Regions from separate parts of the Homo sapiens genome. Here regions 2, 3, 4 and 5 are each linked to region 1. The links are chromatin contacts, found by Hi-C or POLR2A ChIA-PET in ENCODE. All regions are on one chromosome and are shown on one strand. Each heading gives the region's core, a stretch centred on a gene start or an enhancer-like site at or near the end of the contact. The rest is flanking DNA. Distances are from core to core; before and after follow the strand shown.

The links. Hi-C counts contacts between places; a loop is a spot of excess contacts on that map. ChIA-PET counts read pairs that join two places held with the same protein, here RNA polymerase II (POLR2A). Pooled maps may share reads with other maps.
Region 2: a loop to region 1 is called in a map of CD8-positive, alpha-beta T cell, with 8 times the contacts of the local background. The contact joins the promoter of CCDC186 here to the promoter of GPAM in region 1. A Hi-C loop is called at or near these places in 3 of 168 maps with a recorded cell type or tissue (CD4-positive, alpha-beta T cell, CD8-positive, alpha-beta T cell and naive thymus-derived CD4-positive, alpha-beta T cell), 3 of 37 single-sample maps with no recorded cell type and 11 of 50 pooled maps. POLR2A ChIA-PET finds 5 or more read pairs at or near these places in 1 of 52 experiments (PC-3).
Region 3: a pooled map shows a loop between it and region 1 (5-fold over the local background). The contact joins the promoter of MXI1 here to the promoter of GPAM in region 1. A Hi-C loop is called at or near these places in 11 of 50 pooled maps. POLR2A ChIA-PET finds 5 or more read pairs at or near these places in 2 of 52 experiments (CD8-positive, alpha-beta memory T cell and activated CD8-positive, alpha-beta memory T cell).
Region 4: a map of CD8-positive, alpha-beta T cell shows a loop between it and region 1 (19-fold over the local background). The contact joins the promoter of CASP7 here to the promoter of GPAM in region 1. A Hi-C loop is called at or near these places in 2 of 168 maps with a recorded cell type or tissue (CD8-positive, alpha-beta T cell and naive thymus-derived CD4-positive, alpha-beta T cell), 2 of 37 single-sample maps with no recorded cell type and 11 of 50 pooled maps.
Region 5: a loop to region 1 is called in a map of naive thymus-derived CD4-positive, alpha-beta T cell, with 7 times the contacts of the local background. The contact joins the enhancer-like site here to the promoter of GPAM in region 1. A Hi-C loop is called at or near these places in 2 of 168 maps with a recorded cell type or tissue (IMR-90 and naive thymus-derived CD4-positive, alpha-beta T cell) and 12 of 50 pooled maps.

The regions. Positions count from the first base shown.
Region 1 is chr10:112,180,912-112,185,658 of GRCh38, forward strand. GPAM (glycerol-3-phosphate acyltransferase, mitochondrial) reads right to left here and starts at 2,854. Exons shown (of 22, transcript NM_001244949.2): 1 at 2,782-2,854; 2 at 1,883-1,980; 3 at 772-902. The coding sequence starts at 873. RefSeq lists a silencer at 2,772-3,001.
Region 2 is chr10:114,171,434-114,176,180 of GRCh38, forward strand. CCDC186 (coiled-coil domain containing 186) reads right to left here and starts at 2,770. Exons shown (of 16, transcript NM_018017.4): 1 at 2,582-2,770. MIR2110 (microRNA 2110) reads right to left here and starts at 2,746; the gene lies at 2,672-2,746. It also overlaps a transcript of TDRD1 not described here. RefSeq lists enhancers at 2,452-2,980, 2,576-2,775 and a silencer at 2,836-3,105.
Region 3 is chr10:110,205,042-110,209,788 of GRCh38, forward strand. It overlaps MXI1 (MAX interactor 1, dimerization protein), which reads left to right and starts at 2,564. Exons shown (of 6, transcript NM_130439.3): 1 at 2,564-3,041. The coding sequence starts at 2,768. RefSeq lists an enhancer at 645-1,145 and a silencer at 2,735-2,814.
Region 4 is chr10:113,677,395-113,682,141 of GRCh38, forward strand. It overlaps CASP7 (caspase 7), which reads left to right and starts at 2,518. Exons shown (of 7, transcript NM_001227.5): 1 at 2,518-2,584. RefSeq lists an enhancer at 3,104-3,393.
Region 5 is chr10:113,383,336-113,388,082 of GRCh38, forward strand. No RefSeq gene overlaps it. Among named protein-coding and RNA genes, the nearest start is that of HABP2, 170 kb to the right of the region's middle. RefSeq lists a silencer at 1,975-2,084. Within about 2 kb of position 1,921, at least 8 of the 41 ENCODE cell types and tissues checked have a DNase peak (open chromatin) inside an H3K27ac peak, as active enhancers do.

The DNA of each region.
Region 1 (4,747 bases), core at 1,604-4,103:
TAACCTTACCCCCTTTTAAATCACACAGTCGCACTACAGAACTATAAAGGCCTTACATAGTGAGCAAGTTTTTATAATTTTACTTTAAATAAAAAACAGGTAAACTTATATAACATTCCTTTATCTTATCAAGGGAACTTAAAGACCAGAACTTAAATTATAGCTATACTATTCAATTAGGGTCAAACCTTGCTCTTCTATTCTAAAAATGCTTAACTTTGAGCTCAGTTGCTCACATCTCTGTTATACAGATATAACATTCTCAAAATTAAGCAAAAAAAAAAACCCCACCATTTTTTATATAAAGACAATTAAGATATTTAAAATACGTCATGTTATATTGAAATAGGAAAAACAATCCAAGAAAATGTACGCCTTTTGGATTGAATTCATACTATAAGTTCCTAATTTTTTAAAGTTTACTTCTATTATAAAATTCATGCTTTTCAAGTATAACTCATGGAAAGTACATACCAAGAGAAAGAAAGAAAAAAAAATTTCTTACCGACCCAAAACTACTACTAGGGTTTTTTTCCTATGCAAAATGATTATTTTGTTTTCTAACATAATCAGTGTACATAAATTTTCTAACCATTTTTTCTTCCCAATATAATGCCATAAAATTTTTTATTAGGCTTCATAAACATACCAGTTTCTGTAGCTATTAATCTTGATGTGATATTATGTTGCTGCCAGTATTTGCACCTTCATAAACATCATTGAAATGAACATTTTTAGGCTGAGTGCTTTTAACTCTTATCCTAAACTTACCCATTCCTCACTTGTGTGCTTACATCGACCAACACTGTATTCTGATGAATGTGGCAGATAAGAAACATCTATTGTACCAAGGGTCAGTGCAGATTCATCCATGTCACAAAGTGTAATTCCCAAATCATGTGCTATAAAAAATAGGTACCATTTAAATTAACAAGGAATCGAGAGAGTAAATACTAGAACTCAAAATTCTGATTTCTACATTACTTTGCTCCACAATGGGATATCACATGAACTGACAGACTTCTACCATGTTGAGTCACAAGGTAAAAACTGACTTTGATGTGTTTATATGAACACAGTTAGGCTTCCCTGACTAGAAAAAAAAAAAATCAGCATTTGTATTCTAAGACTTCCTGAATATATAAGGATACAACATTGTATCCTTTGTATCCACACAAAATAGCTATGAATAGTATCCAAACAAAACATAGTATGCAAACAAAATAGTATCCAAACAAAATAGCTATGAATTGTATCCAAACAAAATAGCTATGAATAGTCATTTGCAAATGAAAATAAGAGCTTATTCTTATTTCATTTTTGTTAATTGAATAGTTCCTGGCAGAAGGAAGGCATGTTTATTTAATTAAGGCAATTAGGGCACCCCTTAAGTTCCCGTACTTAAATTAAGATCTTAATTTTCTTGTGATGTCCTAAAAGAACATTTTCACTTTTAATACAAAGGTAATACAAAGCTACAAAGCTCTGAAAGAAAAGCACACTATTTTGAAATATCTGATGTATAAGTTTTCATCCTTTTCGATAAGCTTTTTTCTACCCTAAGGAAAAAGATTCACTAAGAGTAAACTCCTAGAATAGATATTAATCCAAAATATAAAAACTTTCAAACATAATCTCTAGCCTCACATTATTTTTGCTTTTGGCTGTTTCTCACCTGGCCTAAAATTATTCCTTTAAAATCCTGAAAGGTCATGTCTAGATTAACAGTGTTCCTTTGGAAGGCATATTCCAATTTCTTTACAATCCCCACATGGGTTGGCTACAGTCACTGTTATTCTCGGCATAACCACCTATGTCCTTAAAAATTTAACATAAGTACAATCTAACATAACAGGCTAGGGGAGAGAATAAACCAATGCACCTGGGATGAAAGTTCTTCTGTTTCATAACATAAAACTTCAGGACTCAGCTATCAGTTTCGGGTGCAGAATGTCCATACAACAGGGGAGCCGCTGCTGCCTGAGAAAATGAAGTGAAGAGAGGATGAGGAGAGGACAAAGAGGCTCGTTTGTGCCAACAGGAGGTCCACGTTTTGCACTTCCTCCCTCCGCACAGTTCGCTCTAGGTCAAGGAGTAATAAAGAAGCAATATCCCAGAGGCACCAGCCAGCAGCATGCGCTGAGAGAAGCTGACTAGAGGATCTGAAAAGGACAGAGGCTGGAAGACCAGCTGTGAGGTTTAAATCTTCCACTGCTTACCATCTGTGTGATTTTTTATTACCATAAGTTGGTTAACTTCTATGCCTTAGTTTTCCCATCTGGAAAATGGGCAGAATGATAGCTCTTAACCTCCTGGATTGTTGAGAGGACGGAATAATATAAACAAAGGGTCTACCACAGTGTGTAACACACAGTGAGCGCTCAGTCCAATCAATGGTAACGCTGTCATTAATTATCTCCAGCATACCGGCTGCTCTCAGAGTACCCCTTACTGCCTCAATGTTCCCTAGGGACCCAGGCGGGCTGGCTGGCGGCGCCTCCGCGCGTGCAGATACTTAGGGGACTGAGTCCATAAGGACTCCTTCCAACCCAGGGGAACCCATGCCCCAGCGCAGTCTCCCCAGGAGAGATGAATCCTGATCCCCACCCCTGCACGAGCCCGACCGATTTCTCAGGGAGAAGACCGGAGCTCGGGTGTCAGGGAATAGGGGACACGACTGCCCCAGCAACTTGCAGGAGTCGCACCACCTCCATGCACTTGTCCCGGCGCTCCCGGCCCGAGTAGCCTCCCGCAGCCCACACCTGCCCTGGCAGTTCGCACCCTAGCAGCTCCAGCTTCGGCTGCTGCAGAAGCCCGCACTTCCAGTCCCGGCCAATGCCAGCTGCAGTGGCGCACCCTGATGACGCAACCGGCGCGTGGCATTGACGCGGGGCCGCCGGCTAGCCAGCGCCGGGGGCGGGGCCCGGCCTGCGAGCCTCAGGGAGCGTGAGCGGATCCGAGGGTGTAATGTGTGTACTCGAGTGTGCGTGCCTGTGTGTGGCTAAAGATAGTGTGTGAGCGCCTGGACAGATGGTTACCCTGCCTAGGCCATGCGTGTGTGAGTGTGTGTGGGTACCTCATTCTGCTTTGTGTAAATTCAGCTTATCCGGGAGCTTGTCCCTCTTCCAGGCTCTGTTGGGAATGTGCGCGTGGGCTATCAGGTTATGTGTGTGGTCTGACTTTTTATGAGATCTGTAAGACTATGTAGGATTTACTACGAATGGGAGAGGCAGGGATTGCAAATGGCCATGTTGTGTAATTTCTACCAAAGTGGCTGAGTGCCTTTTCCTTTAAGGAGGAAAATGAGATATGAAAAGAAGCAAATAAGGCTTGTAGTATAAAAAGCCTCAGTTAGGAGAAATAAGGGCTTTTTTCCCCCTTCGGACTATATGTTACACAGCATGGTGAATATAGTAAATAATAATGTATTATACAGTTCAAAATCGCTAAGAGTACATTTCAAAAGTTCTCACCATGAAAACTGAGAAGTATTTGAGGTGGATATGTCAATTAGCTTGATTCAGTTATTCCACATTGTATTCATAAGTCATAACATCGATTTGTACCCCCTAAATATATGCAACTATTTAGATAGTTTAAAATTTATAGCAATCCAGTCTAGCCAGCTAAGATGGAGCAACAGGACTGAATTTACTCTCCTGCCTAAAACAACTAAAAACAAAAACAAACAGGCATTTATAAGACAATGGCTTTTAAACGTTGTGCTGGACAGTGGTCCTTGAGGAGGGAAAACAAATGAGGTGAGCCCTATGATTGCCTTGATTTACTAACTAGAGGGAGCAGCCAAAAAGAGCTAGGCAGACTCCCTGAGTTGAAGAGATAGAACTGGGAGAGCAGGGAGGCCAAAGCAGCTGGAACTGTGAGTTGTATATCAGAAAGGAGAAAGCTACACAGAGAAAGAAGGAGCTGTGGAGATCTACAACAGATCTCACTCCAGTCTTCCGCTGATTAGAGCATGTGTGTGAGGAAGCTACCTAAGGGCAGGAAATAATCATGTATGAAGAAAAGAGAGAGCAATTACTAAAGTTTGCACAGGGTAGGAAATTAATTCTGCTCCCACAAGGCAGAGTAGAAAGATACCCAGTGATTATACAGGACCAGAAATAGTGCCTGATCCTGGCACCCCGACTGGAAAACCTCATAATTCACAACTCAAATGGTTTTGCTTCAGTAGTGGGGCAAAATTAGCTCTAATGTAAAAGCTACTCTGATTCTATCTTAGAAATCTTAAAAGCCAGCCACCAAAGGATTAAACCGTTTTTGAGAACAAAGTGTCCCAGAGCAAAGCACAAGAATATTTACAGGAAATTAAAAATAACCAACACCTAACAAGGTAAAATTTGCAACATCTGGAATCCAAACAGAATTATCAGGCATGCGAAAAGAAGCAGGAAATGAGAAAAAAAAATCAACCAATTGAAATCATCCCAGAAATGACAGAGATGATAAAATAAGAGAACAAGGACATTAAGAAAGTAATTATGACTGTATTCAATGTTTTCAACAAGTAGAAAAAATAAACTGAGCATGGGAAGTAGAGATGTGAAAAATCTTTAAAAAAAAAAAAGACACAAACCAAACATCTAGGAGATAATAAAACCACATCTAAGATTTTTAACACCCTAACACACACACACAGACACACACACACACACACACACACACACACACACACACACACACAGGATTAATAGGTTAGACATTACTAAAAAAGAAACAGTAAAAA
Region 2 (4,747 bases), core at 1,520-4,019, 2.0 Mb after region 1:
CTAGCTACTCAGGAGGCTAAGGCAGGAGGATTGCTTGAGACCAGGAGTTCAAGGCTACAGTGAATTATGATCATACCACTATACTCCAGCCTGGGTGACAGATTGAGATCTTGTCTCAAAAAACTAAACAAAATGAAGCCTAGTATCTTTAAAAAAAATTTTTTTTCAAGTTATAAGCCTGCATTACATTAAAAAGTTTGGGTTAATGTTTAAATTTTGAAGACACCTTTGGCCAGAGTTGGTTAATTTGGTATGCTCTACTTTATTAAAAACATGAACTGATAGTCTACCGTGGGATTATGTAGTAAGTGCGGTAGACATTACATAGTCTACATAATCCCACAATTATCAGTTCAAGTGTCTTAATGATAGACAAATGTTAATAAGAAATACACTCACAATCCAATCAAAACTATGCTGGTGCTGATTTCCACTTTGTGTCTACTGTCCCTTCATCTCAGTATTTTTCCTTTTTCTTACTTTTTAGCCCAAATACATTTTTTAAATCTCAGTAGCTAAGAAAGTTCAAAGCAGTTTGAAACAATAGATTAAATTATCTATGATCTCACTGCTGCCCCTAAAATGAATACTAAGTATAACATTTGCAATACTGTAAACTCAGTGATATGTTTATGAGAAATTGAAAAACCAGCTTTAGTTATTTTAAGGTAGAGATAAAAGAAAAACCTAAGTTTTACTAAAAGAAAAAAAATTTCAGGGTAAGGATTCTTACTTTAACACGAAACTGTTGCATGAATTTGAGAAACTAGTGCAGATTACCAGTCCTTCTTCAAAGGGAAAGATTATTTTCTAAATCTCCAAATAAAGCTGCTTTGTGCTTCAACCTACTGTCTCTTCCTGGAGTCAGTATACTGCAATGCTTTTATCTTCACTCTGTGATGTCAGCATAAAGCTGCAAATAGATGTTTCTAAACTGAACATACTAAGCAATCATTAGCTATGCTGTCACTGCATAGCATTAAAGGACAACTCTACTTTATGGGTGAAAGAACTAAAAGGTTAGAGTGGTCACTGTGATACACACCAGCCAACCCTTTCCGTTAGCAATAAATAGGACTCAAAAGCCAATGACACACTATGGAATCTCCACTGTTTAAAGAAACCTTAAGTTTATATGCAGTTATTCTGAATTTAACAGGGCCTTTAAAAAACAAACACAATCCATGCATTTCCAGGGAGAATCTTCAGTAATCATACGTTTGCCTATTATGCTGTAAAAAGTTTTAATTCTTAATACTGCAAGATTCGTGATCTAATATCTTCACTGCATTAAAAATAACATGAAAAGACCAGAAATAAAAGAGAAAAATGAACCTAGCCAATCATTACTGTTTTTTATTTGTGTAATGTTGGATAAAGAATTGAAGTTACACAGGGAACAGTGTACATTACACACAGAGATAGTTCAGTTTCACTATCAATCTCTCTTGAACCTGAATCCTTCCCACGAGATGAACACTCGGTAAATATTAAGGTGTACTTGATAGTTGGGAAAGCCACACCCACAACTAGCATACCTAAATAGATAATAGCAGATTAATTTCTTCTGAATGACTACCAGCACACCTCTTGAAACCCTGATTTACTGAACACCTTAGAAGACAACACCCGGCCTATCGTTTTGGAAGAAAAAAAAGCTGGGCATCAAAGGAACATGACACACATGCAGAGAAAACGGCCAAGTACCTGGGACTGTACTGCGTATTTTTACTATATTCTCTCTTCTGATTTCCACAGGTAACAAGATTATCAAGTGAAAGAAGTAGGATTCTAATCCAGATGTTCTGACTCGAAATCCAGGACTTTTTCCTCTAAACAAAATCAAGATGGGAATATTAGGTGAAGTTGTTAAACTGTTAACAGCTAAGCAATACTCACACCTGCACTGTTTCCCAAGATTGCTACTTAGGGACACGTAGAAGGGTTTTTGTTTTGTTTTTGCCATTTTTCATTACTGATGGAGACATAAATCTGAAACCCCTTCCTTACCAACCAAGGTTTATGAAATGCCTTGACGTCCTTGAAAGACAACATAAAGAACAGTATCCACCACTCCAAAGAATCACTTCTAAGGAACTTAGAATCACAGTAATGGAAGTGTTTGGAAGAGGGTAACAAGTCTTCACAACAGTAAATATAAAACACCCACATACAGTCAACTTGAGACGAAAAACGAAATAGGCGATTGAGTCTAGGAAAGATTCTCGAGCAGGTAGGGCTTGGCTGCAGTTCACACGCAGCCCAGGCAATGGGCTCGAATTCAGACGCTCTCGAGGCACAGCCCCCACGACCCCCGCTGACCCCTCTTTGCCACCTCCAAGGTCCCGGAACCGAAGGAGGAAGGCAGGGAGAGGAAAGGGCTTGAAACCCGTTCCCCAGCCCTCCCCTTCCTCCGCGCCCTCAAAGGAGCCAGGCGGGGAGCCCGCTCGACCTCGACCTCCACCTCGCACTCGCCCTCGCCCCCGCCACGGAACGTGCAGGAAGGAGCGGAAGGCTGGCAGCCCCACCGCACCGCCACCGCGACTCACCGGTGTGCCCCGAGTACCCCTCAGACACTTACCCCACTTATCCAAGCCTCAGGCCACGCCCTAACAAGGCTGCTGGAGCTCTGGCTCAGGGGCCAACTTTTCCATAGCGGGGTCCAACCAGCCAAGAGTGGGAGGAAAAGACCGCGGTGAGAAACACAGCCGACGCCTCACTCAGCGGCCGTTTCCCCAAACCCCTGCGGAGCTGACACATCAACAAAGATGGCGGCGACACTGAAGCCGGCCCGGTTACAGCTGAGGGGGCGGGGGCTCCCTGGAGGAACCAATCAGCGCAGCGCGGGCGGGGTGACGCAGCACACCTTGAGGTCCTGGGTAACCTGTCTGCAGTGGGCTGGGCTGGCGGAGCTCACCTCCCACCTCCCGGCCCAGGAGGCCCCACCTTGCGGCCCGAGAGGCCCCGCCCCGCACTCCGCCTGGCTGGGCACCCACGCCTCCGCGACCTGGAGAGCCGGGTCTCCTGCCCTTTGGTCGGGTTCTTCCTTTCAAGCTCCTCCGGACCCACGCAGCCTGTTTCTTTCTGCAGGACGCTCTTGTTGGCTATTACTCCTCCTCACCCTTTGGCCTGCATGAGTCAGGGACATAAAGCAATAAAAGAGAATTTGAAATTGTGGCTTCCCGGCTCTCATGCGGAAACCTTGCACCTTACGTGGGCGGAGTCGGCTGGAGCAGGCTACGATGGGGGAGACCTCTGGGGGTTCCATAACAGCGCGTTCGTGTCTTCAGCGTGGCGCTGCTGCCATTGTTTAATAATAAACTGTCGGTGCCTTCGTCTCTGGCTTCAAGCTGAGCGCATTGATGGTAGGAAGTGTCCTCTCCCGGCTGAGTAACCTGGCACGCAGCATGGCAACAAAAAGTGTATTGGGTACAGTTGCCTCGCCCGGCCCAGAGAAGGAAGGTCAGCAGTTCAGTCTCTGGAGGTTTCGCAAACCTCCTCAGTCCGGGGAAACGATGTTCTTTGGTTTAGGTCTTACACATATCTCATGAATGAAAATAGCTGATGCAGACGATTCTGCAATGTAAGAATTTGTAAAGCAAAACTTACTACTGTTCTGTTAAGCGTCTTCGATACTGTTGGCAAAACACACACACGGAGGTGTAATGGCACCTCACTCCTCCTTAAATGAAGGTACTACACTGAAGCACATTTTGCAGTTAAAGTGTCTTGTCATAGAAAATAAATGATTTGACTTTAAAACAATAAATCGACCAAGCCTTCCTAGGGAGACATTAATCCAAGGGGAAAAAACTGAAGAAACCTTAAGCTGTTTTCGGTACTCGTCAGTAATAACATAGGTATTACTATTTCTGAATATTTCTGAATTTATAATTAGTATAAAGTATATAAATATATCTTTGTGAACCAAGTTTTTCACCATAAGAGAAAAGAAATACAAATATAAACCAAAGACATTATATTAAAATTCTGCAATCCTATATTTGAATTTACAAATATCAGAATTAACTCATGGTACATTTTTTTCGTGAAAAAAAAGGTGTGTCCACTGAAAACTCTTAGAACAGTGACCAACCCATTGCACACTCCTATTCCCCAGATTGTGATCTCTAAAGAGCATTGCCCAAAAAAAGTTACCTTGGCTTCTCTTGGAGGTTAAGTGCTGATTCCCAGTAGGGGCAAGAAATATGCAAGATAGCCTAGGACATATTGCTTGTAGCAGAAAGCAAGGAAGAAAAGCAAAGATAACATGAACTGTACCCAAAAGACTCAGAAGGCAGTTCAAAGATGCCCCAACTTCTCAAACAGGACAAATTTAGCATTCAAAAATAATAACAGCAACTGGTTGAGACGCACTATGTAAAAAAATCAGTGAGTGCATTTATTTTTTTTAATGTCATTGACCCTCTTGGAAAGATGCCAACAAGTCATTACAATCTGAGAACTGATAAAGAATCAAGCATTCATCCTACCTTTCCTGTTGCAAACTGAATGTCAATCAAATAGTCAATGTGGGGAAGCTCTTCTCTGTAGAACTCCATGTAATAATTGCAGAAAGAAAGATAGATGATCACCATTTTGCAAACCCTGATGAAATAATGGATCTAGGTAATGGTCATCTGTGAATCTAGAACCATTAGATGAAAAACTGATAGGAAGCTTCGTATTGTAATGGATGGATGGGGCTGGCACCACTTGAACCTACTAGATCAATCTTAATATCCTC
Region 3 (4,747 bases), core at 1,314-3,813, 2.0 Mb before region 1:
CTCTTTCTGTTGGGGCCAACTTTATTAGAGAAATCTGTTAATTGGGGAACGGAGCGGGAGAAGGGAGAGAGCAATGGGATGTTAATATGATTTAACACTTGATGGGCTCTGAAAACAAATAAGGAGGGGGCTTCGGGCTTTAGCTTGGCACATTCGTCGTTCCACATACGTGTTACCAAAATGAATATATGCAACTAAACTATATGCGAGACTCTGGGGGCACAGTAACACAGACTTTGTGAAACAAAAAGGCATTTCTCCTGCTTCCACTGTGTCTCTTGTGGTGCCATTGTCTGATGCTAAGAACTCACATAATAACAAAAAACAATGCCCCTATGATGGGGGGAAAACTTGATTTGGCACCAGCCGTGGTGTTTTCCATGGGAATGATGGTGGGGGCTGTGGCCGACTGTGGGAATAGTGCAAATCAGCACTTTTTTGTAGATTTTCTTCAAGCCATTGTTTATTTTGGCTTTGGTCAGATCCGTGGCCCAGCTTGAAGATTCCCACTGGGCTTTCTGAAACTCGCAGACCTATGAGAGATGGAACAGGGATAAATAAATAATTACAAAACACCCTTCCCCCACCATGGCACTCATGCATGCGTGTGCCTGTCTTGGTGGTGCATGTATGTTGCAGTACTATACATCTGACCCATGCCACCAATGGGCAATTAAAGAGAAAGCAAGGTTTTCTCTGGGCTTAGCTGGTTCATTGTCTCAGTACCATCTTTCATTTGGGGCAAGAGAGATCAGAGCTGTTTCACACAAGGGCCAGTTTTTGCAAAATGGCATTGGAGAAAGCTTGTTTGAAACTGTGCATACATGAGGTCTTCCTAACATTTTTAGATGTTTACAGGCATTTCAACACGAATAACTCAGGTTGTGGTTCTCACAGAAGCAAAAAATCAGTAATTGTTCTAATAATGGAAGATAAACTTTTTTTTTTTTTTTTTTTGAGACGGAGTCTGGCTCTGTCGCCCAGGCTGGAGTGCAGTGGCGCTATCTCGGCTCACTACAAGCTCCGCCTCCCGGGTTCACGCCATTCTCCTGCCTCAGCCTCCGGAGTAGCTGGGATTACAGGCATGCGCCACCACGCCCGGCTAATTTTGTATTTTTGGTAGAGACAGCGTTTCTCTATGTTGGTCAGGCTGGTCGCGAACTCCCAACCTCAGGTGATCTGCCCGCTTTGGCCTCCCAAAGTGCTGGGATTACAGGCGTGAGCCACTGCGTCCGGCCATCAAGAGTTTTTATGACAATGTGTATGAAGCTGCCTTTGAGTAGGGTGGCTGCATCGCACACCTCCAGGGGGCAGCATTGTCTTTGTCCTCTATATAAATGGTTCCCCTGGAGGAAAACTCCAGGTGACCTTGCAAAGTAACCATATTTAGATGGGCTTGTCATAGAGATATTTTCCAAGGAAGTGCAGAAGAGTCTTGTTCACTACATCTTGTTCCTTTCTTAGATACAAGTTACATCAGAATAGGGGACTCAGGCTCTTGCCTGGGTCTGGATTGGAAGAAAAAGAGCTTACCATGGGCCAGAGTGTGCTAAGTCAGATACAATACACAAGCATCTTATCACACATTTCAATGATGTGGAAACTTAGGCCAAGAGAGGTTAAGGGACTTGTCCAAGCTCACACAGTCTGTATGCAGCAGAGCTGGGATTTGAACCCTTTCCTATGGCACCCTAGAGCAGCCTTCAATCATCCCCTGACACCTCCAGTACTTCCCAGGGCTGGAAAGCATCCATGATTGCGGACAGCAGTGGCAGTGAAACAATGTCAGCTGGGGTAGGGGTTTTCAGAGGCAAAAGGTGGAATTCAGCTGGGGAGGGGGGTGGTTCCTGAGCTGCCACTTCTGCCTCTCAAATTAAAGGGAGCCAGGTGTGGAGGCATCCTGGTGTGAGCTTTGCACAGCTGAACCAAGGCTGGGCAGAGGAGTGTGGAGAGGGATGCTGACATCTCCTCCCACTTCTGGAAAATAACTTTGCATTTGAAGGGAGAAAGGCATGAGTAAATCTGTAACTCGGATTTGGACGGCCTGGGATTTCATTTGACTGTGTGAAGGCACACACAGGTGCCTCGCAAGTGTGTGCGTGATTACGTATGTATGTGTGTCTGTGAGTAGGAGTGTTTGTGTTGGGGGTGGGGGGATCTTCTGGTTACACACTGGTTCCCTTCTTCCCATTTGGATTGGGGAGCTTTTATTTATTTATTTTTAAGTCATAGCAGCCACCATGTATGGGGACCTAACTATGTGCCAGGCATTGTGCTGGACACTTTCTGAGGCATTATTTTTCTGTGAAAAAAGTAGTTTGTTTTTATGCAGGTGCACCCAGAGACATCAGGTATTTTTTTCCATTCCGGTTAAAAGACAGTGTTCTACTCTGTGGTAAGCCTTGGGGAGAGGCAGGGAAGCCTGCGGGGACGGGCAGGGGCGGTCCCTGCCTCGCTCGCTAGTCTCCACCTTTTATTTTGACCGGTCCGATGGCGACAGGCTCGCACTAGGACCCAGGCGCCAGAGTGCCTCCGTCTGTCCTGTAGGTTCATTCAATCTCCCATACACACAGACTCACAGCGAGACCGACACACACTCCCATACACTCACACACACAACTGCAGGCAGCGAGGCTCGGGAAGTCAGGCCGGCTTTTCGCCCCGGCGCCTTCTCTGCTCCAGCCGGCCGGGTCTCCCTGGGGGCCCGGAGCTCGGCCGGGCCGCGCAGCCCCGTTAGAGGACGAGCTCGGCGGACCCCCGCTCCTCCATGGGCAAACGCGGGCGGCCGCGCAAGGAGGCGCGCTGCGAGGGCGCGGGGCTGGCCCCCGCCGCGCCCCCGGCTGTGCCCCCCGCCGTGGCCGCGCCCCAGCCCCCGGCCCTGCCCGAGGACCCCGCTGGGGCCAAGCCCAGGTGCCCCTTCTCAGACATTTTCAACACCAGCGAGAACTCGATGGAGAAGCACATCAACACTTTTCTGCAGAACGTGCAGATTCTGCTCGAGGCCGCCAGCTACCTGGAGCAGATCGAGAAAGAAAACAAAAGTAAGTTTGGGGGCCCCTGCTCTTCCTCGGCGCCCGGTTCTTTCTTTCTCGCCCACTTGGGCGACCCCTGTTGCGAGCTCGGCCCGTCCCCCCCCCGCCCAACATACACATCCAGCCCTTGGCAGTAAAGCCGATGACACCGGAGAAAGGACACGCACGCACAAAGCTGCTAAAGATGTAACAAAGACGGGCGAGGGGGAGAGGGGCCTGTCGGTGCGTCGGTCTGTCCTCTCCGGCGGGCTGGGGCTGGGAGGATGGCCCAGCGGAGGAGCGGGGGAGTGTTGTTGTTTGCTGACAACTGAGCCGAGAGCTCATCTCTTTGAGGTCGCTTTTCTTCCTTTTTTTTTTTTTTTTTTCCGGAGCCTTCTCAGGCAGACAAGTGTTGTTTTTCTGTTGCTCGTTCCTGGGTGGGGTGGGGATTAGAAGCCGAAAGTTGGAAACCATAGGCAGAGCTCAGAGGTTCCAGAAAGAAAACACACAGACACACACTACAACAATAACAACCAAACAGCTCTCCACGGCGTGGGCTCGGCTCTGTCTCTCTCTCTCCCTCCTACTTCGCCTTTTTCCTTCCCTCTAGCAGCAGGACTGGGCTCAGGCCATCACGTCTACGGACACAGTCCCCCTGCACGTCCGTTGCCGTGGGGTGCCACCGCCGCCCCCCCCCCCCCAAAGAAGGAGGCCGGCGGGGCCAAGCAACGCCAGCAGCTCGCCCCGGACACGCCGTCCTGAGCCCGGGAAACTTGGCCGTGGGGACGCGGCTAGAAGGAAACTTTGGGATCTTTGAGAAACAATAGTTGGGGAAGAAGGTGTGGGCTGTTCTGTGCTTTTTCTTTATTTTCCGGGAGACGGCTCTTGAGTGAGCGCACAGGGCAAGCAAGGCAAACGCCTTCCTGGTCGATTTCTACTCCCCCCACCCGCCCACCCCCAGATTCACGTGGATAGTAGTGCGTGGGTGGGGGTGTGCTGGGAACCCCACCCTGGCCTGGCTTCTTTTTTGTATTTATTTGTTTCATTTTTGCCCCTACCAGCCAGGTCACCCAGCTTTCCCCAGGCAGTCGACTCAGCGCCCTAACGGGGGCACGCGTGTGCAGCGTATCCAGCACCGTCCTCAGAATAATAGCTGTGAAAAGGAGGAAGGGAACTAGGCAGACAGACCGACAGATAGGGGGAAACCGGGATGTTTAATGTGTCCGAACAAGTAGGAAGATCAATGAGGCGCGAGTGTGTGTGTGTACGTGTGCGCGTGTGTGTGTGAGAGAGAGAGAAAGAAAGAAGAAAGGTCCCGATTGCAACGTGTCAGATCTTGCAACCTTCCCCCCACCCAACACAACAACCCTCAGACACAAAAACACCATTGCTGACTGATACCCCAGGTCTTCAGGGTTAAAGGAACCGTGTGTTGGCAGCGCAATTGTGCAGACGCTGTAAGGCCAAAACGAGGATTTGTGTTGTGAGGTCGGTGGTGCGTTCTTTTCTTTCTCTTCTCGCCTGTTTTCCCGGAGTGCCTGGGTTGCGAGAAAGGCGCATCGCAGGCTGTGCAGCCGAATCGCTTCGCAATTATTCATGCTGGTCGGAGGGGGATGGGGCGCGGGAAGCTATGTGTGCATTTGTCTGGAGGGTAGTTTCTGAAAAGCCAGAGCTGGTGGGGAGCTGGGTGAAGACGTGGTTTTGTTTGGTGTGTTTGCTTTTGTTGCAGGGGGGAG
Region 4 (4,747 bases), core at 1,268-3,767, 1.5 Mb after region 1:
GTTGCGGGTGGGGGGAGGGGAGAGGGATAGCATTAGGAGATATATCTAATGTTAAATAACGAGTTAATGGGTGCAGCACACCAACATGGCACATGTATACATTTGTAACTAACCTGCACGTTGTGCTCATGTACCCTAAAACTTAAAGTATAATAAAAATTAAAATAAAATAAAGGCAATTTGATTCTACTTCTGCCACTAGCAAATCTGTGACGGGGGCAACTTCGCTGAGCCTCAGATTCTTTATAAAATGAACAGAGATTAGTTGTAAAAGCCTCTTTTAGTTCTAACACTGATTCACTATATTTCAGGAATAACCTGCAAGATCCTAGATTTACAAATTAGATAAATCAAAGAGTAATTTAATTGCTTTACTAATAGTATTCTTTGTTTCTCAGATGACTCACAATCGAATTTATTTTATTTTATTTTATTTTGTTTTTGAGACAGAGTCTCGCTCTGTCGCCCAGGCTGGAGTGCAGTGGCGCGATCTCGGCTCACTGCAAGCTCCTCCTCCTGGGTTCCCGCCATTCTCCTGCCTCAGCCTCCCGAGTAGCTGGGACTGCAGGCGCCCGCCACCATGCCTGGCTAATTTTTTTGTATTTTCAGTAGGGACAGGGTTTCACCGTGTTAGCCAGGATGGTCTTGATTTTCTGACCTCGTGATACGCCCGCCTCGGCCTTCCAAAGTGCTGAGATTACAGACGTAAGCCACCGCGCCTGGCCTTGAATTTCTTTACAAAGCAAATTATCTTAGCGTCTAAATGGCTTACTTTACCTCCAACATTTTGGGAACATGGGTATTAAAAAAAGACTAGGGCAGCCACATTAGAAATTGTGTCACTGCTGGTTAAAAATATTCAGGGATTCAGGATTTTCCCGTAAGTTAATCAATTATAATTATTCCCTTACACTTGCCAGGGGTCAGTCTTTTTTTTTCAAACCAAGGAAGCATCCTCACCTGGAGAGATTTGAGCGACAAATACTGAAGTCTCAGGCCCACGGGAAAGCAAGCAAACAGAAAGAGAAGATGGCGTTCTTGCCTGGTATCCGACCACTAAGCATGTACTCCATTCACGCAAGGATTTGGTGGTTCCTAAAAGTAAATACTGTGTCTCTGATATGAATAAAACTACAATTTCTTCTCAGATATTTTACACCTCAGTGTGATTGAGTTTAGTTGCTTCCCTGAGCCAGGGTGAAGAAAGACGTGTGTGTGTGTGTGTGTGTGTGTGTGTGTGTGTGTGTGTTGTGGGGTCAGGGTGAACTAGGTGCGTGTGTGTGTATGAATCCGTGTGTGTGGTGGGTTTCATGAACTAGAATCTGTGTGTTTGTGTGTGGGTGTGTTGGGTCGGGGTGAACTTGAATCCGTGTGTGTGTGTGTTGTGGGGTCAGGGTAAACTGGAATGCGTGTGTGTGTGTGTTGTGGGGTCAGGGTGAACTGGAATGCCTGTGTATGTCTTTTGTGGGGTCAGGGTGAACTGGAATGCCTGTGTATGTCTTTTGTGGGGTCAGGGTGAACGGGAATCCGTGTGTGTGTGTGTTTGGTCAGGGTGAACTGGATAACTGGAATCCGTGTGTGTGTGTGTGTGTTTTGTGGGGTCAGGGTGAACTGGAATCCGTGTGTCCGTGTGTGTGTGTGTGTGTGTGTGTGTGTGTGCGTATGCTGTGGGGTTGGGGTGAACTAGAATCCGTGGAAGTGCTCAGTCTCTCCCGTGTTTGACTGACTCCCGGCCGCATACCCAGTCCCTGACACACGGGGGCGCACAACAAATATTTCCCGAAAGATCCAGGAGCAGCATCTCCACCAGCAAGCTGGGCTGCTGGGTGGGTACTTCCTTCAAAGCTGAGGGAGCGTCCTACGCCCACGCGCGCAGGAGGGCGCCCCCCGCAAAGCAACGTCTAGGAGACCACAGTGGATGCCACAGCGGGCCCGAAGCGGATCAGCCTTGTGGGGTACGCATGCTAATGTAGGCGTGGAGTCCCCCAGGGGGACGCCAGCAGTTCCAGCTGGGATCCAGGTTTCGCTAGGGGAGAGCCTCTGGCTATGGGAAAGGGGTCTCCGAGTTGATGTGAAGGCCCAGGTCGAGGTGTACACTGGGGGCGGGGAAGTGGAGGTGACCACACGAGCGCCCCATCACTGAGCGCCGCCGCGAAATCTGCGCTCTTTGGGTCACTTGGAGCGCGGCCAGTTTGGCAGATTTGTTTTTTTCCCGGAACAACCCGCGGCGGCTCGGCTGTCCCGGGAAACTGCAAACTTTGCTGTGCGCGTTCTCCCGCGCGCGGGCTCAACTTTGTAGAGCGAGGGGCCAACTTGGCAGAGCGCGCGGCCAGCTTTGCAGAGAGCGCCCTCCAGGGACTATGCGTGCGGGGACACGGGTCGCTTTGGGCTCTTCCACCCCTGCGGAGCGCACTACCCCGAGCCAGGGGCGGTGCAAGCCCCGCCCGGCCCTACCCAGGGCGGCTCCTCCCTCCGCAGCGCCGAGACTTTTAGTTTCGCTTTCGCTAAAGGGGCCCCAGACCCTTGCTGCGGAGCGACGGAGAGAGACTGTGCCAGTCCCAGCCGCCCTACCGCCGTGGGAACGGTAACTGCAGCCCCCACCTCGGCCGGCGCCTCTCCAGCCCGCCGGCCGTGCGCGCCTTGCCTCCCTCCTTCCTGCCGGCTTCCTAGTTCCCCCCTGCGCCCCCAGCGTGGTCTAGGGGAGCCTGGTTGAGTGGGACTGAGTGGCCCCGACGGCCTGCGCTGAAACTTTGGGAAGAGGGCCCGTTCCGCTCTCTCCATCGCTTGCCTTGCTCAGCTTGTCCTCCCTTCCCTCCTAGCCGGGGGGCTAGGGGACACCTCGTACTATTCGAGATTTAGGAGAGGAGGGCTCGTGATCTGGCACAGCGGCTAACAGCGAGGGCTCCTTTGCCTGCGTTCCGGTCCCCACCCCTTGCCTGCCGGCGGTGGGACCTCAACCCTCTCTCTGTTAAATGGGAACCACGGTGATCCCCGCAGACTGTTGGCGGGGATGGACAGAGTTGATTATGGTACGCGTTTCGCGGCAGTGGCTCTGTCAAGTCTGAGTACACTGGAGCTGAGCGTCCTTGCTGCAGGGCTCTTAGAGGGACCTTGAGGAGGTGGAAACCAGGCAGGAGACATTTAGACGTGTGGAGTGTTAGGCTCCAGGTGACAGCTTTGCGGTTTATGGAGCAGTAAAATTACTTGTGGGTGATTGTGGGTGTATCATTTCCAGATCTTTATTCTTGAACTTCTGGGCTCCTGGGCTAGTTGACGTGGCCCTCCCTGTTGTCTCAACTTACAGGCTATTTCCTCCTTTTGGGTCTCGCCGGCCTGACCTTCACCCTTGGTACCGCCATTGCCTAGATTCACAGTCCACCTTCTGCCACCTGTAAACTGTGTGGCTTTGGACAGGTTACTTAACGTCTCTGAAGAAGCTAAAGTTTCTGCAATAGCAAAGTAAAGGCCCTGGTCTAGCAGTGCCATGAGCCTTGGGTGACGCAGCGGAGCGCTTGAGTGCCCAGCAGAGCCTCCCTTTCCCCCTCCCAGCTGCTAGAGGCAAGAGGGGGAGGTTTTCAGGTCTTCTCTGTGTGCCCTTTAGGAAGATTTTTATTTGGGCAAGAAGTGAGTCACAAATTGTATGATGTCACTTTTCAGGGGAAGCAGCTGCAGTCCATTTCCCCCTTCATGAAAGTAAAAAGTTCAGACAATAGCTGGGCAGTGACTTCTTACCCAGCTGTGTACCAGTTGCCCCAACATGTGGGCTCCTGTTCAACATGTTTAGAAATAATCACTACAGGAACTTTTTTTCAGTCTCTACAAAATCTTTTTAAAATATGGATGTGGTTTTTAAATATCGGCAAAGGTTGACAGTTGCATATTATCTTAGTCTCGTGGGCAGTGGTGATAATGGGAATATTTCTTGACTATTTAGATTGTGCCACCTAGCATTTTACATGCATTGTTTCATTCATCCTCCCAACCACCTGTGACATAGGTACTGTTGTTTTCCCATTTTACAGATGAGGAAACTGAGGCTTAGAGAGGTCGAGCACTTTTTCTGAGGTCCCATGGCTAATATGTGGAAGAACTGATTCAGCCCCAGATCTCAGGGTTCTCAACCACCCTCTTGGGTCTCCTTGGTTCTGCTGTTTGGACAGCAGTTTATTGAAGGGGCTGAAGGATTTGAAAATACATTTAAGTTAGATTTATAAAGAAAAATGGATTTGGTGCCTGCCATGTACCTGACATTTTTCTATGATTAAAAAAATGATTAAGATGAGGTCTCAGTCTGCAAACAGTGACAATCTTGGTGGCTAATAGTAAGAATAAGAGTTACAGTGACTAACCAAGACTTACTATGTGCCTATCATTGTTAGTGCTTTGAGTGTCTCATGTATTAATTTATTTAAAGAGAAGTTAGACATATTTAACAGTGGGATAAGCAATCTCCCTCAAATGACTGCTCTTTGCAGCCTGGACCTTAAAAAGGGGACAGATATGAGAAAATAATGCCATGTGTACCCTCTACGGACAGCTTGGCAGAACTGAGATAGGTCTGGATTTTCTTGGTGCACTGTGATGATGAAAGGAGGAAATAAGAGGTCAAAACCAGGTCTTGGTTTGACTGAAATGACGTGTCTGAGATCAGGCATTCCCCACTTGGTTACCACCCTGGGCTATGATCGCTCTTTGGAGGTTCCAAAAATCAAGCCCAGTCTCATAGGAATAAGAAAGTAACTAATTG
Region 5 (4,747 bases), core at 671-3,170, 1.2 Mb after region 1:
GTTGCTGGGTTTAAAATGAATAGAAGGAAGGACGGAAGGAAAGAGAGAAGGAAGGAAAGAAGGGAGATGGATTGGTTTGTGATTTTTAATTCAGACAAACTTTGAAGAAACACCCTTTCTTTAAATAATAAATACTGGCTGCTAATTTGTTGAATTTTAAATAATATGATAAAATGGTACTTAAGGAAGCTATACACAACAAAGATAAACATTTTTGCTCTCATGGGATCTCTATTTAAAAGTAGAAAAGATTGTTTTAACAGAGCGTCATATAATAGCAAATATGGTAGCTGGCTTATTAGAAAGTCATAAATGTTTATGTTTGACTCACATTTTGTAAAATGTTGTCACTGAGCGTGGTTATATATGGCAGTTTCTTGTAGTCCGTCTCACTAAAATTAACTGTTCACTAGTAAAAGGTTCACAATACTGGGTATAACTTAATGAGAATTAAAACAAGCTCCTCTTTTCAGCAGAGCTTTTGCTTGAGAGAAAAGTCCCCCCAGAATATCAGGGAGATACTTCAGATAAACATTCAGAATCACCTCCTGGCTAAGCATGTGAGCCAGGAAAAAAAGAAAAAAAAAAAAAAAAAAAAGAAAAAACTCAGTCAAGACCCCCATGGCAAGTGGAAAGGATTTGAAATAGCTCATAATTTGGGCTTTGAGCTATTCTGCAGGGTTGTTAGCTGTTTGGTATGATTCGTTTTATCCAAGAGCAGTTCCGGATTGTCAGGCATCCTCTCTTATTGCAAAGATAAATAAATAGAAATTCAGACATTCGGGGAGAATTTGACTTTTATTTCCTTCTTCCTCATTAGAGCCTATTTGGACCCTCACCCCCACCCCCACCCCCCTTTTAAGCCTTTCCGTTTCATGATAACTCTTTCAAGAAGAGAAACAAGCATAAAACAAACAACAGTTAGAAAGAAGCAACCACCTTGTTGGGGATTCCTGTGAATGTATTTAGAAATGAAACACTTCTTGCTTTTGCTTTAATAAGCATTTAGGAGGCTCTACTATCGGGCCATGAGTAATGAGAAAGAGGTATGGTTTTGATTTACTACTGTAGTTTAAATAGACTTAGAATCCAGTGAAATTGTTTTGTTCTAATTCTATCCATTTTTTTCTCAGTTCACCAACTTCTCAAAGAAAGACTTTCCCCAAGTAGCCGGCATTTTCCCAGTATGATAAGGCAAGCAGCGAGAAAGTTTTGTTGTTGTCTTTGTCTTGCTTTTCCCCACTTCAAGCCTCTGAGGCCCCATGGAAATCCTTGGAGTACACTTGGTTGAGTATGGACCATTCTAAATGAAATACAAATCAAAAGCATCCTTTCACTGGCCCCTTTAGGTTCTTAAGCAGAAGAATGTTCTGATCACTGAAGCCATTTCAAGACCTGAAATTAGAAAGTAATAAAAAATATCACACTCTCCCTGGTGGGTAGGACATATAATTGGTTCCCCAGCAGGACTTCAGCTCCAAGTGAGAAATGCGTAGCCTGTGGATCCTTGCTTTCAGAAGAACCACATGCAAACACTACCAAATAAGTAAAAAATAAGCAAAGGGAAACAGGAAAACCAGAGACAAATTCAGAAATAAATAGCCAAGGGCTAGAAAGAATAAAGAAAAAAAAAAAGCATTAACCCCAGATGTCTTTAAACACAAAAATTTGTGCACAAAACACCAGACGAGACGGTAAGTTTATGTGTTTAGATCAGCTTGGACAAACACCGCTGTTCAGGACTGCAGTTATTTTTTTGGATTCCATTCTGGCTGCAAGATGTTCTTGGGGAGAAAATGGACTGTGCTCACACAATCCTAACTGTTTGGGATTTGACTTAAAAAACTGGCCAGGGCCTTGATTTGCAGCTCACTCTTGGCCTAAGCCCGGCGTTCCAGCCGGTTGGGTTTTGTTGCTCGTGGAGTTTGGAAGCCGAACAGTTGGGGTGTGCTGCGATGGACAGGGCCACTGAGCACACAGAGCCTGGTGCTATGCTGCCACCTTCTGTCTAATGTGTCATAGCAAGAGGTGGCTGAGCTCTGGACTGCCTAGAAAACTCGGTGACTTTCTGCCTTTGAGAGTCAGGTCCTCTATAATCTGCACATTCCGGAGCAGCAGTGCCCTCTCTTCCTGTACACCTGTGGGTTCAAGGCCTTGGGGGCTGGCCCTTTGATAGCTTCTTCCAGAACCCACGCCAGTCTGTTTGTTTGCCTCTCTTCCTCATTCCCTCCCTCTCTCCCTGCCAGATCTTGAAGTTTCCGTAGGTAGAAGGGTCTGGAAAAACGAGGTTGAAGGCAAAGACAGGGCTTTTCGTTTTCAAACGTCAGCACACTCTTGTCTAAATTACTGCCAAAGACAAATGGGATGAAGTGGAGGAAAGGAAAAGTGAGATTGAATAGCAGGAAAAAAGCCCTGACAGCAAGATCTATTGCCCTGTGGAGAGGTGTCCCCAGGGGTGAGCTATTGGTTGAGATATTTAAAACTTGAGTGGACAAAACATTAGACCCTTCACCACAGGGAACAATTCTACAGCAGCCCCTGGGACCTGACCCTCGTGAGCGCAGAGGTCCTTCCCAACTCTAATTTTTTATGATTTCTCAATTGACTTCCCATTCTATAAAAAGTATTCTGTTGCTGCTCAGAAACCCAACTGCTTTGACATTCTGTTTGAGGTCGGGATGGTTTCAATCTACTTTCAGTTGTGTGCAGCATTGAAAATGCCCCTATACCTACTTTTTTTGAGCCAAAGAAATGTAAATTCATATAATTAAGCCTAGAAATATGTATTTGAGGAATGACATAGGGGACACTGCCCTTGACAACTGGCCAAGACATGACTCGCCAAGCACCCGGGGATTTGCTGTACAGCCTTTGACAAATGCTTACCCTTTCTGAGTCACCAGTTTTCATTGGGTTGTCTCACTGGTCAGGATGAGAATATCTGATGCCAGTTGGGAACATTTTGGAAGGACTGTGGTGGTGAAAGAAATAGCTTAGTTCTGCACCTGATTGCCAATCACTCCTTGTTGTGAGGATTGTACACTTCTCAGCTTGCAGGCCTGGATCAGGGGAGACAAAAGGAGGGAGAGAGGTGAGATGTCGGATGTGCGGTCATGGTCTTTGCTTGCAGGTTCTCCCTCCCTGGGGTGACTGGGTTCAGCCATCCAGCTGATTATTTTTAGGCTCTTGTTAATTGCCAGGCATGGAGCTAGGAGCTTGTGTGTCAGAGTGGAAGTGAACAAAAACAGTGGAGAACAAATGGAGTCCTCAGGGATACCTATCTCAGTGGCTTCGAACTGTTCTTAGGGTAAAGTTTAAAATCCCACATTCTGCAAAGCATCAGGTGATCTGGCCCTTCCTGCTTCTTTGATCTCTCCTTGGACCTTTCTCCAGCAGGCTGAGTTCCCTCAATTTTCCTTGGTGAGCTCTGTTTCTTCTCATCTCAGTGCCTGCCTGGGTGCTCAGCCCAGACACTCCTGGTCTTGCCACCCCTTTCACCTGGTCAGTGCTGCTTCTCATCTTTCAGTTCCCAGCTGTAAGGTCTCTTGCCCAGAGACGCCTTCCCAGACCTCTGGGCTGGGGTTCAGTTTCTCCAGCATGTGCCCCTCTGGGCCTTGTCTCATCTCTATCCAAGCACATGCCATTAAGGGTGAGTGCAGGACTGGAGGTTTACTATGGATCTCCTTGCCAGCCCATGCTCCGTGTGACAGGCAACTCGCTTGTCTTGTCTTTGCCTCGCAGGGCCTCCCACAGGGCCTTGTTCAAAGTATAGCTGTTGAGTGGATGAACAAATGAAAGGCTGAATGAATGAAGTGCTATAACATTGGTAGGCACTGTTGCAGAGGTTGAGATAAGGAATTGCACCCGGAAGGGCTTCCTGTAGGAAAAGTTAAGAGTTTCTCTGTTAAGAAAGGTCTGGGGGCAGTTTCTACTGGTTACCCTCCTCACCCCATCCCCACCAGCCTAGGAATGGGGTCAGTTTAAAATTTCTCATTGTAAAATAATACATAGCTGTAGTAAGAAATTCAAACATTACTGAAATGTATAAGCACTAAAAGTCACCATCCTTGCCCCTACAGACATCCTACCCTTTTGGGGATAACCATTACTTCCCTTCCTCCCTCCCAGATGTTTTCTTTATACCTTTTCCTCAGTTGTGGAATTATTTTAAAGTGTTTTATTCTGCCCCAAAAGGTGTATGACAATGTCCTAGAGGGCCTGACTCATTATTTTACTCAACTGGGGATTTGGGGAAAGTCTGGAAAAGTTTGCAGGCCAGAGTTTATTTCCTAGGAGCCAATTTCCCAGCCCTGGGACACAGGGGTTTTGGTCTGGAGAGACCTTTTTCAGTAAGTACAGTGACTATTGATTTCTGCCACAAAGAAGATTGATATGCCAGGAAATCTTAATAGTATGGAAAATATGAATAGTTTGAATGCATTTATGCTCAATAATTCTCAAGTTTAGGGATCGCTTTAATTACACACACACACACACACACACACACACACACACACACACACACACACACAAACCCTGGAGCACAGATGTTGGTCTTCTTTATGATGAGCAGGATAGGGTGAAAGGGGAAGAGTTAGTGATGAGAGCTGATGTTGGTGAGGGCCCTTCATCGGGCTAAGTGCTCTCTCTATATGTATCATTTTATTCAAGTTCCCTGACAACCTTGTGAACTGGGCCCTGCTATTGTCATTCCCAGTTTACAGATGAGGGAACTGAGAGTCAGAGA